Regions from separate parts of the Homo sapiens genome. Here region 1 is linked to region 2. A link is a contact called in ENCODE Hi-C or POLR2A ChIA-PET data. All regions are on one chromosome and are shown on one strand. Each heading gives the region's core, a stretch centred on a gene start or an enhancer-like site at or near the end of the contact. The rest is flanking DNA. Distances are from core to core; before and after follow the strand shown. Region 1 has its middle 21 kb from the start of NEK2-DT. Region 2 holds the start of ATF3 (activating transcription factor 3).

What was found. A loop is a pair of places that touch in the nucleus more often than their neighbours do. ChIA-PET counts read pairs that join two places held with the same protein, here RNA polymerase II (POLR2A). Pooled maps may share reads with other maps.
Region 1: a loop to region 2 is called in a map with no recorded cell type, with 8 times the contacts of the local background. The contact joins the enhancer-like site here to the promoter of ATF3 in region 2. A Hi-C loop is called at or near these places in 2 of 37 single-sample maps with no recorded cell type and 3 of 50 pooled maps. POLR2A ChIA-PET finds 5 or more read pairs at or near these places in 2 of 52 experiments (GM12878 and endothelial cell of umbilical vein).

What each region holds. Positions count from the first base shown.
Region 1 is chr1:211,694,404-211,700,021 of GRCh38, reverse strand. No RefSeq gene overlaps it. Among named protein-coding and RNA genes, the nearest start is that of NEK2-DT, 21 kb to the right of the region's middle. RefSeq lists a silencer at 997-1,056 and an enhancer at 4,264-4,763. Within about 2 kb of position 1,467, at least 3 of the 41 ENCODE cell types and tissues checked have a DNase peak (open chromatin) inside an H3K27ac peak, as active enhancers do.
Region 2 is chr1:212,605,894-212,611,069 of GRCh38, reverse strand. ATF3 (activating transcription factor 3) reads right to left here and starts at 2,309. Exons shown (of 4, transcript NM_001674.4): 1 at 2,140-2,309. RefSeq lists silencers at 1,488-1,667, 1,678-1,817, 2,438-2,647, 4,038-4,217 and enhancers at 1,928-1,987, 1,726-2,683, 2,684-3,641.

The DNA of each region.
Region 1 (5,618 bases), core at 218-2,717, 910 kb after region 2:
ATGCCCGGCAAATTGTTGTATTTTTAGTAGAGACAGGGCTTCACCATATTGGCCAGGCTGGTCTCGAACTCCTGACCTTGTGATCCGCCCACCTCTGCCTCCCAAAGTGCTGGGATTACAGTCATGAGCCACCACACCCGGTGATCTGTTCATTCTTAATGGAAAAATGCTTGATACTTTATAAGCCAAATGGTGACACAATTGGCCCTATTTTAGTCCAACAGGGAAAAAGGCAAAAATTATACATTTCAGCAGACCTGGTACATTTGATAGCTTAAACTGACATAAAAATTGTCTTCTAAAACTAAGATAAAACAAAATGGGGATAGTGATACTTCCTCATGGAGTTGTGGGAAGGGTGGAGTGAGATTCATGTGCAAAGAGTTTGCACAGTGCCTGGCACATCAAGGACATTGATGGGTGAGAGTCCCCAGTGTTGGGACCATTGCTGGGGTGGGAGTGGCCTGTGCCTCCAGCAGGGAAGAAGGGCAGATGAGCTTTCCGGAACGTACTCCTCAGAACCTGGGTCCTAAGTCTGTTTGCACGCATGTGCCCTGCGTGTATTCTCTGCCGGGGCATTAGCGGACAGGGACCCTTCTCCACATGAAAGCACTCGGGGAATCACGGCTTGCTGAAGCCAGAGCACAAGGCGGAGATCACCTGCACCAACCCATCCTACATGGAAAGGACAGCTGAGTCCCGAGAGGGCCGTAGGGTCACAACTTCCTAGGAAGCCGGGGCTGGAGCCAGGCCCCCTGCCTGCCCTCTCTGTCGCTGTGCCCCGCTCTGTGCTCCACAGGCAGCTCCTCAGCCGCAGCGCCTTCAGTTCCATCTGGTCTAGAGGGAAGGGAGTGCGGGTCGCCCGGCCCCTGGAAGCTCACCTCTAAAGCCCCAAGGGCACCGTAGGGGAGGCTGTGTCCACAAAGGCTCCTAGGAGGAGCTTTCATGACACTTTATGAGAAAAAGTCCCACAGTCCTGCACTGAGCCTTCACCTCACCTGAGCTCTTCTCAAAGTCAAGTCATAGCGGGCGGGGGACGGGGGGCGGGGGGCGGAAACTGAAGTGCAGAGTGAAGGGCTCTGAGAAAGCACTCCCAGGCCTGGGCCAACAGGCCCCGTGGCACCTTCGGGAACATCTCTGTGCATGAAAAGCTGCAGTCTGCTGTTACTGTTTCAGTAACGGGGTCAATATTTCTATATCCGGACACTGCGCAGTCTCTAGGCCTCCCGAGGGTTTGAGTTCTCCGGAGTCCAGACTCATAAACCACACCTCCCTCCCTCTGCAAAAAAGAGCGTGCGGGTCCAGGTAGGTGAGCGGCGGCGCTGTCCCTTCAGCTCCAGGAGGGAGAGGGCGCCCCCACCTGGTTACAGGCAGCATGGCAGCGAGAGGCCAGGGCTGAACGCGGCGCAGGATCCTCTCCTGGTGGCCTTGTCCCTGGGTGCCCCTCAGAACCACCCGGGGACATCCCCAAATTACAGAAACCTGGACCCTCACCACAGACCCTGAATCAGGAAGTATGAGGTGTGCCCCAGGCATTTTAAAACAACAACAACAAGCTCTATAGAGCTTCTGATAAACACCCAAGTTGAGAACTGCAGGGTATTAAGATCAGAAATGAGGTGTCAAAAATAACTTCTAGCTAACAATAGTTAAGGTGCCAACACCTGTGAATCATTTGTCATTATATGCAAATTAGAGGCCCGTGGCAGTGGCTCACGCCTGTAATCCCAGCACTCTGGGAGGCTGAGGCAGGAGGATCACTTGAGCTCTGGAGCTTGAGACCAGTCTGGGCAACATGGTGAGACCCCGTCGCTACTAAAAATAAAAGCGAATTAGCCAGGCCTAGCAACGAGTGCCTGTAGTCCCAGCTACTGGAGAGGCTGAGGTGGGAGGATTGCTTGAGCCTGGAGGTCAAGGCTGCAGTGAGCTGTGATTGCTCCACAGCACTCCAGCCTAGGCAACACTGAGATCTTGTCTCAAAAAAAAAAAATTTCATATATATATATATATATATATATACACACACATATAAAAAATATAATGTATATATATAATATAATGTGTATATATAGAGATACACACACACACATATATATATATGTATGTATAATTAGAGCAGATATGAGGCCATTCCTCTCTTTCCCTTGCATTCTCAGAGAGAAAAGGCCTGTGTGGGGGCTCTGCTGGGTGCCCTACATGCCTGCAGCCCTCCTGAGCCTTGTTGGAGACTATCACTGATCTCTGCCCCAGTTAGGATGGTTTCAAATTGGTCTAGTCTAGTGCTTTACTGGCTTCCCAAAAGCTTTGGGCTAAGTTCAAATGGGGGACTCCCCTGGAAGTGTGCCTCAAAAGCAGATGTCATCCACACTGTGTTTCTCAGCAGGAAGTCTCCCCACCAGCACAGCTGTTCTCCACTGTGACAAGCATAGGAGCCCCCAGGGACTGTGCTGAAGAGCAGATTCTGATGAGCAGGGCCGGGTGGGGCCTGAGAGTCTGCATGTCTAATAAGCTCCCAGGGGACACCTTGTTGCTCTCCAAGGACCACATGTGAGGGTCTACACCACTTACTGACAATACTGCTCTAGCTATGACCAGCTGGAAAGGCTTCTGAAGAGGAGCTTCATAGCTAAGCTGACCAACCCTCTTGGTTTTCTTGGGGCTGAGAGGTTTGCCCAGACTTGAAACCTGGGATGGTCCCAGGGAGACCAGAATTCTTGGTTACCCTGTGCACAGCTGTGGCCCAATACAATTAGTTTAGGTAAAGCCTTGACATAGACGCCTGAGAAAGGCTCAAGAATGCTTACAAAGAAACAAACAAGGCATTGTAAATCAATCTAGTGTAGAAAAAATACTCTTAAAGCACCGAGGGAAGGTAGATTAAATTCAAGGTCATCATGAAACTGAGCTTCTTGAGAGCTGAGTTCTGAGTGGGATGGGATAGAAAAGGGATTAGGGAATGATCTAGGTTGGGATGAAGGAAAGGGCTCCCATTGCTATACATGCCCGCTTTGGTTAGCGCTGATTTCATGAAAAGCCAGGTTCATCTGAGTTGTCAGAACCTACAAATCATATTCAAGTGTGTGCTGTCATATTTGTATTAAATTCCTGTATCTATATATTTTAGGTCACTTTCTCTCCCCAAAAGCCATGGCAGTTAACCTGGCCCTAAACCTAAGTTGCCCTGGCCTCCCTGCCCAGGTGCCTTCTAGAGAATGTCACATAATGCAGTGGTTTAATGGACTTCCCTGGTGACCACAGCCCTGGTCTGGATGTGGTCCTGTCTGCCCTGCCATGTGCCATGTGACCTAGGTAGAAAGGGAGTCAGTGTCTACCTGTCTGTGCCTGTCCTCCTGCCCTTACAGGGATGGCTGAGGCATGAGGGCTCTGACAGCCCTGGAGACACACAGAACCTCACCAATATGGAAGAGTCTGGGAAAACCTTGGGGCCACCCTGAGAAGGCACTTCACAACAAAGACTGCACACAGTACTTTTTGGAGGGCAGCCATATTCTGGCCTATGGGTTTGGTTCCTAGAACTCGAAGTATGTGGGTTTCCTGAGTGTGTAAAATCCTGAGAGATGGTAATAAACCACACCCTTTGGGATGAGGTACAGAGAGCCTTCATATTTATAAAATATATGAGGCCAGGCATGGTGGCTCACACCTGTAATCCCAGCACTCTGAGAGGCCAAGGTAGAAGCATTGCTTGAGCTCACGAGTTTGAGTCCAGCCTGGGCAACATAACGAGAGCCTGCCTCTACAAAAATAAAATAAAATAAAAAGTTAGCTGGGCATGGTGGTGTGTGCCTGTGATCACAATTATTCAGGAGGCTGAAGTGGGAGGATTGCTTGAGTATAGGAGTTTGAGGCTGCAGTGAACTATGATTGCACCATTGCACTCCAGCCTGGGCAACAGAGTGAGACCGTGTCTCAATTAAAAAAAAAATATATATATATATATATATATGTATGCATGTATATGTGTGTGTATATATATATATATACATATGTATGTATGTATGTATGTGTGTGTGTGTATATGTATATATGTATATATACCGCTTTATTTCTTTAGCAGTGGTTAAGATTTGAACTTTGGAATCAGGCAGAACTGTAGGTCCAGCTCTGGCATTTTCTCACCCTCTAGAGCCTGGGTTTCCTCATCTGTAAAATAGAGATGGTAACAGTGCCTCCTCTTCGGGGCCTCTGGGCCTTGGCCGTCACACAATGCTCCTCCAAGAGCAGCTATGTTATCACTACTCTTATCTCACAGACAGCTGGAGGAGGGTCACGGGGGCAGCGGGCGCTCTGCAGGAGGCCTCCTTTAAGGGCAGTTGTCATTAGCACGCTGTTAGCAATGGGAAGCTCCAAGATGCTGCCAAACCACTTGAAAAGATGTGTTAGAAATCCCCATTTGGTAAAGAACAAAATTCTCAGTTCACAGAGCTTAGTCAATGCTTTTGTTGTCATTGTTGTTAATAAATGCTTTATTTTTGAAGAGTTTTAGATTTATAGAAAAGCTATAAAGATAGTACAGAGTTCCCATTTCTCACAGGGGTCCTGCACTGGCTCCCTGCTGGGGCGGGCTTGCAGTAGTCCAGTGGTTCAGTTTTGGTCTGGCTTCCTTTTTTCTGTGGTGACTGTCTAGCCCACAAGCTGAGTTATGGAGATGCTGCAGCTTTTCTGTTTGTAAAAATGACCTTGATCCCCGCCTACACTCGTTTCCTCTGTGTGCACAAACACACATGTGCACAGGCCCACCCACAGCATGCGGTCATGCAGTGTGAGGAGCACACCCACTGAGCTAGGCTCAGGTGACCCCTGACTGCTACCCCTTGCAGACCCAAGGTCGATCAGAGCCCCTGCAGAGGAAGCACTGTTACCATCTCGTGGCTTCTGGATGGTCCAGAGGGGGCTTTCTTGGAGATAAGTGAGCCAGACCTCCAAGAATCTGTAGGGTGGGTGGGCACATTTGGGTGTTCTCTTTTGCAGATGAGAAGTATTCATGGTGGCCTGAGGCTTGAGGCTTAAACACTATGAGCCTCAGTTTCCTTTTTTGGAAAATGGGAATAAACCAATGCTTCAGTCCTGGGAATGTGGTGAAGAGTGAAGGAGAAGCATGAGTAGCACCGGGCCTGGCACGGATGAGTGCGGTGCTTTTATCATTCCAGCTGTGTGGACCACACCAGCCACACCAGGTGGACATGTGGCCTCAGCTCACCAGATTCTCCTGCCCTCTGCCTCTGCCCAGGGTGGAGGGGAGTGAAGGCAGTGCCACAGCCCGGTACAGACCTGAATCATTGTATGCTTGACAGGCTCCAAGGCCTCCTTAAGTTAGGTCTTCACTCTGTGTACCATGACATTCCTCCAGAAAAACAAAAGTGCAAAGAACATCTTCTAATTTAAAACATGTTTTATGGTCGGGCTTGGCGGCTTATGCTGTAGCAGGATGAGCCGCAGACAAAAGTCCTCAAACTCTGAATTAAAGAAGGAAGGGGTTTATTCGGCCGGGGGCATTGGCAAGACTCCTGTCTCAAGAGCCGAGCTCCCCGAGTGAGCAATTTCTGTCCCTTTTAAGGGCTCACAACTCTAAGGGGGTGCACATGAGAGGGGCATGA
Region 2 (5,176 bases), core at 1,060-3,559:
CGAAGCCACTGGCCCTGTCCCATGCCCAGCCAATTTTAAAAAGGAAGGAATCATGGACTCTATCTAATGGAAATCACACCCTCTCAATATTAGAATCATCTAGGTCAGATTCTCATTTCATAATGAGTACATTGGTCCAGGGAGGTAAAAATGACTTGCCTGAGGTCATAAAGCTGGTGAGTGGCCCAGCCCATGCCAAGCTGCTGAACACCCACCGACTGCTCATTTTGCTCCATCACCAATAGGTATCGACCGCCTCAAGGGATCAACCAACAAGGCAACCAGAGAACAGAGCCATTAGCCAGGTAGATAAGGGGTCAAGAGTCCTGGCACCTGGTACCAATCACAGAGGAGACTTTGACAGGACTGAGATAGGGAGGGGCTATCGAAGAAAACGGCCATGGAGAAAAAGGAATTCTATAATGGCTAAAGGGCAAGGAGGAAGAGAGAGAGAAAAAGAAGGCTCCCATCACTGCCACAGATGCTGGGTGCTGTATCTTATCCCCACTGCGGGCGTGGGGTGCTGCCTTCTTTGCTGTCTCTGAAACCATTCCGACAGTAACTGCAATCCTCACCCCATCCCATCTTTGCCCAGGATATCCTCAAAGCAGGAGCCTGTATGTTGTAGCATTATTCTACAACCAATGCTAACTGCAAAACAATGGGGACAGTAATACCAATTTTTTGCCTTCACTTTAAGTTACAGAGACAGAAACTTCGAACAGAAGATATGACTGTCACCTACAACGAAAGGGGTACACTGAGAGAACATCCAGATTTTCTGGCTCTCCTTTTCTTTCTGGGTTCATCAAGGATTTAGTAACTATTTTATTTGTAAGAAAGCATATGTGACCTATGCAATGAAATTAGGGAAAAGAAAATGTTTAGGAGGAAAGGAAGTAGATGAGAAATGAAAATGGGAGTGGGGGGAGCAGAGAAGGAGAACGAATCCAGTGGAAAGAAAGCTGGTGAGGGAAAAGATGCCCTGCAGAAAAGTCCCCTTTCCCCCACTGTCTGGACACTGGTGAATGACATTAGATAGAGACCCACCCCATTCAAGTCCCCTCACTGGCTCCTTTTCTCCCCACTACACCACTCCAAAATCTGAAAATCTCCAGACAGAAAGGACCTTAGTAGTTATCTGGTCCAACCACTGCATTGTGCCCTCCAACACGCAGAGGGGGCCGGTACTGCCCATGTGCCCTTATTTCCCGGCTCCGCATACTGAGGCCCAACGACATCGATTGCAGTGTAAGCGCTCAGAGTCCTGGCACTAGACCACAAAGCCATTCTCTCAAATATCTGCACAAGTGGCTCCACACCCTCGCTTCCCCGCCACGGTGGGTCTCCCGCGGACCCGCCGAAGGAAAAGCCAGAGTGAGAGTCCCAGGTGTGTGGGAGTCCCGGGCTCGGGGTCCGGACACCAGCCGTTGCCGGGAGCCCTCCCCGTCTTCCGCCCCGGGACAGCGCGACACCAGCGCTCGCCACTTCCAAGCTTATCCCAGCTAACTTTTTCTCGGGGTTGCCTTCACGGTCCTGCCGCCAGTGCTGCGGGGTACCCAGGGCGACCCCCAGCGGCCGCGCCCGGGACGCCTCCCGCCCTCTCGCCCCTTCCCCATTCATTCCTCTCGGCGCGTGGGGCAGCCCTCCCGCAAGCCTCCGGCCTTCGTGCCTCTCTGCGCCCCCCCCCCCCCACCCGGGAAGGATCGGCTCCCACAGTGCCGTGTCTCGAAGCGAGGGATGGAGCGGGACGGCGAGCGAGGCAGCCTCGGACACCCCAACGCACCCGCCCACCCACCTTACGCCCTCTCCCAGCCGGGCAAGCCAGCGCCGTCGGCGGAGAGAAGCGGCGCTCGAGGCTGGCGGCAGAGTGGACGCCCGACCTCCGTCACCAGGAACCTTTCGCGCCCCAAGTCAAAAGAGAAAGTTAGTTCTTTCGCTTTGCGGGAAACTTTTCGAAGCGCCGAGGAGCAGCGGTGGCTTAGAAGAAGTTTAAGCCAGAGTTATTTCCAAGCCGGAGGCTGGGGGCGCGGATCCGGGGTGGGTCAGGGGTCGGCGGACTGGTTACTTAGAGGGGCGCGAAGGGAATGAAGGCGAGCAGCCCTCGTCGCGCTCACTCCCTCGGCTTCCAGCGCTCACCTCCAGGCTCCGCTCGGGGCGGCCAGGGTCGGGACGGGGTCGGGCGGGCTGTTTGTCTGGCCGGCGGGCGAGCACCGAGGACTCACGGCCGGCGCGCGGGCTGAAGGGTGCGCTCGGGCGGCGGCGAGAGAAGAGAGCTGTGCAGTGCGCGCCTGGCTGCGTGCGACTGTGGCTTGGAGAGCGTTGCATCACCCCTTTTATAGCCCTCAGGCTGGCGGCGCGGTCGTTTACTCCGTGTTGCCAGTCCCAGGCTGACGTAATGCTATTAATAGCTTCCCGGGAGAACCGGCCGAACGGAGCGGAGGAAGGGGGGTGGAGGAGGGGCCAAGGCGGGGCCGAAGGCGGGTGGAGAGAGGGGGCACTGGTGATGCAAGTTCGGGGAGGAGCCAGCCCAGGCGCGTTCCCCCAGCCTCGCTCACTGAGACACACACCAGCCCGCCCTCTCTCTCCATATCAGGACCGGAGCCGCCCGGGATAGCCGCCAGATGTGCGTACTCGCTGCTGCGTGTTCCAGGCATGACCAATGGTGCCCAAGCCAGCGGCATGACTCCACCGCGCTGGCATCTGTCCCTCCGCTAGGTTGAAGAGCGGGGGGGGCGGGGAAGGTGGGGAGGCGGGTCCCGGCCCCAGCCCAGACTAGGTGAGGCTGGGAAGCGGGCACGACCTTTCTCTAAAATGCGTGGTCATTTTCTGGAGCTTCAGGAAAATACCCCCTCCCCCACTGGCCTCCTACTTCTCTAGCAGGGGCGGAGTAGGGGCAGAAGCGTTAGTCTGTGGTGTGGGGAAGGTGTCCAAAGTCACCCTTCGGTGTATCCACGCCGTTACCCGCCGGGTGTGACCTCTGCGGCGGGGACCGCGAGAAGCCCGCCGGTTAACACAAAAGCGGAGGGCAGCCCTCGGCTGGCACCGTGCGCCCGAGCCCGCAGCCCCGGACACTCCACATGGACGCACACGCAGGACAGCTCCGGGCTCCGAAACTAGGGCGAGTGGTAGGACCGTATCGGTTCGATTTTTTTTTTTTTACAATCACAAAGCGTTTGAAATTGACAAGAACATGTCAGTGAAACCAACAAGAGCGTGAAAAGATCGGAGTCCAGGAGGAATCAGAGGCAACCCGGTGGGAGGGTAGGAGGGGGCGGAAGCCAGCGGCCAGGAGGAGGGGGAAAGAGAAGGTGCTTTGGGGTCCGCGAACCTGCCCAGGCCTGGGGGTCGCCCCGCTCTCAGGCAATATTTAGGGAAAACCCATGTTCAGCTTTCACGTGTTCTTCTGCTCCCAGAGCCGATTGGACTGGGACCGGACGGCCCGGAATGGGGACGCAATGACCACAGGCGGAACCCGCAGCAGAAATCCCCTCTGCCCTCAAGCCAGGGTGGCGGGAAAGGCGGGGCCCCGTGGTCCGAGATTCGAGCTGAGACCTCAGCAGAACTGGGTTTGAACCTTAAAAACGATTTCCTGGTTCTTATTCCCCGACCCCAACAATTTCTGCTCAGAGAGCGGCAGAACCAAGGAACCTTCTTGACTGCCCGTGGATGACTATTTGTAGACACAAGTGTGGCCTGGGACTTTCGCACCTGCCTGGGAGGGAGACCTGCGCGGCCGCAGGGTGTGGGGGCACGGTGAAGGGCAGAAACACCTGCTCCTTTCCACCTGCCTCTGGGAGAGAGGCGGCCGAAGGTCACAGTTTGGTAATTTGGGGTAGAAACTAGAGGTGTCTGGAGCCTGGGTCTCACTTGAAGTCCCCAGTTCCCCCCACCGGGGTTCCTCGCCGCCAAGCCCGACCTCACTCAGACCACCCACCTCTCCACGGGCCTGGGAACACGCGGAGGGCGGCCTCGGAAGTCTTTGCGCCCCGGCGGACCCGGGAGCCCTGGAGTTCCACGCGGGATCCTCCGAGATCCTGCTCTGGACCTGAACCGATTTCCAGCGGCGTCGCGCGGGAAGTGCAGGGCGGGTGTTTTCGCTTTACTTTTCGCCCTGGTAACGGCTCTCCGGGCCCCACCCTCCGCTTCCACGCCCTCACCCCCGCGCGCCGCTCAGCACACCTCCACAACCCGCCCTCCCGCTGGAGTGCGCGCAGGTAAACCCCGGGCGTGTCGGAGCAGCCCGGCGGACACCGGGCGGGATTAGGTGGAGGAGTGTTTGCATTTGAATGAAGTTATTTGTTATCTCTACTTAGCTATTTTATCTACTTATAGATTGTTCTGGAATAAATAGCACCATTATAAAGTGAAGCAAGGAGAGGAGGGAGAACACGTGAAGCTTTTTACTCTTTCTGCTGTGAAACAGAAATTTTGACCAGTTTACAGGTTGAACTATGATTCCATTAAAACACCCAAGCCAGATCTGTGGAGATCTGCTCCTGTCCTTAAGGGGAAATTCAACTTAGGGCGTCAAGTAAACAAACAGCCAGACCGTCCTCCACAAAACAATGCAAGGGAAGGATAATTGGGGTGGGGGGAGAAGCCCCCAACACCCCGGTCGGGTTATTCTTATTACCATTGTGCCTCCAGTTCTTTTTATCAATCTTGCTTCATTCTAATTACTCTTAGTTTGGAATCTCCAAGTTGGATAGAAATGCTGTCAGCTGTTCACGGAAGTCTGATCCTGATATTCTAAACCCGAAAAGTGATAAGAATCTTGACAGAGAACTAAGTCCACTCCCACTTGAATGAAACTCTTACCCAGGGAAAACGAAAACTACTCCTGCCTGCCTCCCTCCCCTCAGCCCCCAGGAGAACCGTGAAATGCCTGCTGAATTGAGAGACTGGAAAAGAACAGAGCAAGGCAGAGCCCCTGAGGTCTTTGCCACAGGAGAGTGATCAACATCTGAGTCCTTTGCATCCTTATTTTACCCTGACTTCAGTTAATGCCACCAATGTCCAGTGTGCACACTCTCAGCACACACACAGGCAGTGCCATGAAGTGGAGGGGACAGAAAAGCTTTCCACACCAAAACTCTTCTCCATGCAAACAAAAGAATGGCTGTCTCGCCTTAGAAGGAAGCCCTGGCTAGGGTGATTTCAGGGGTTAATCCTC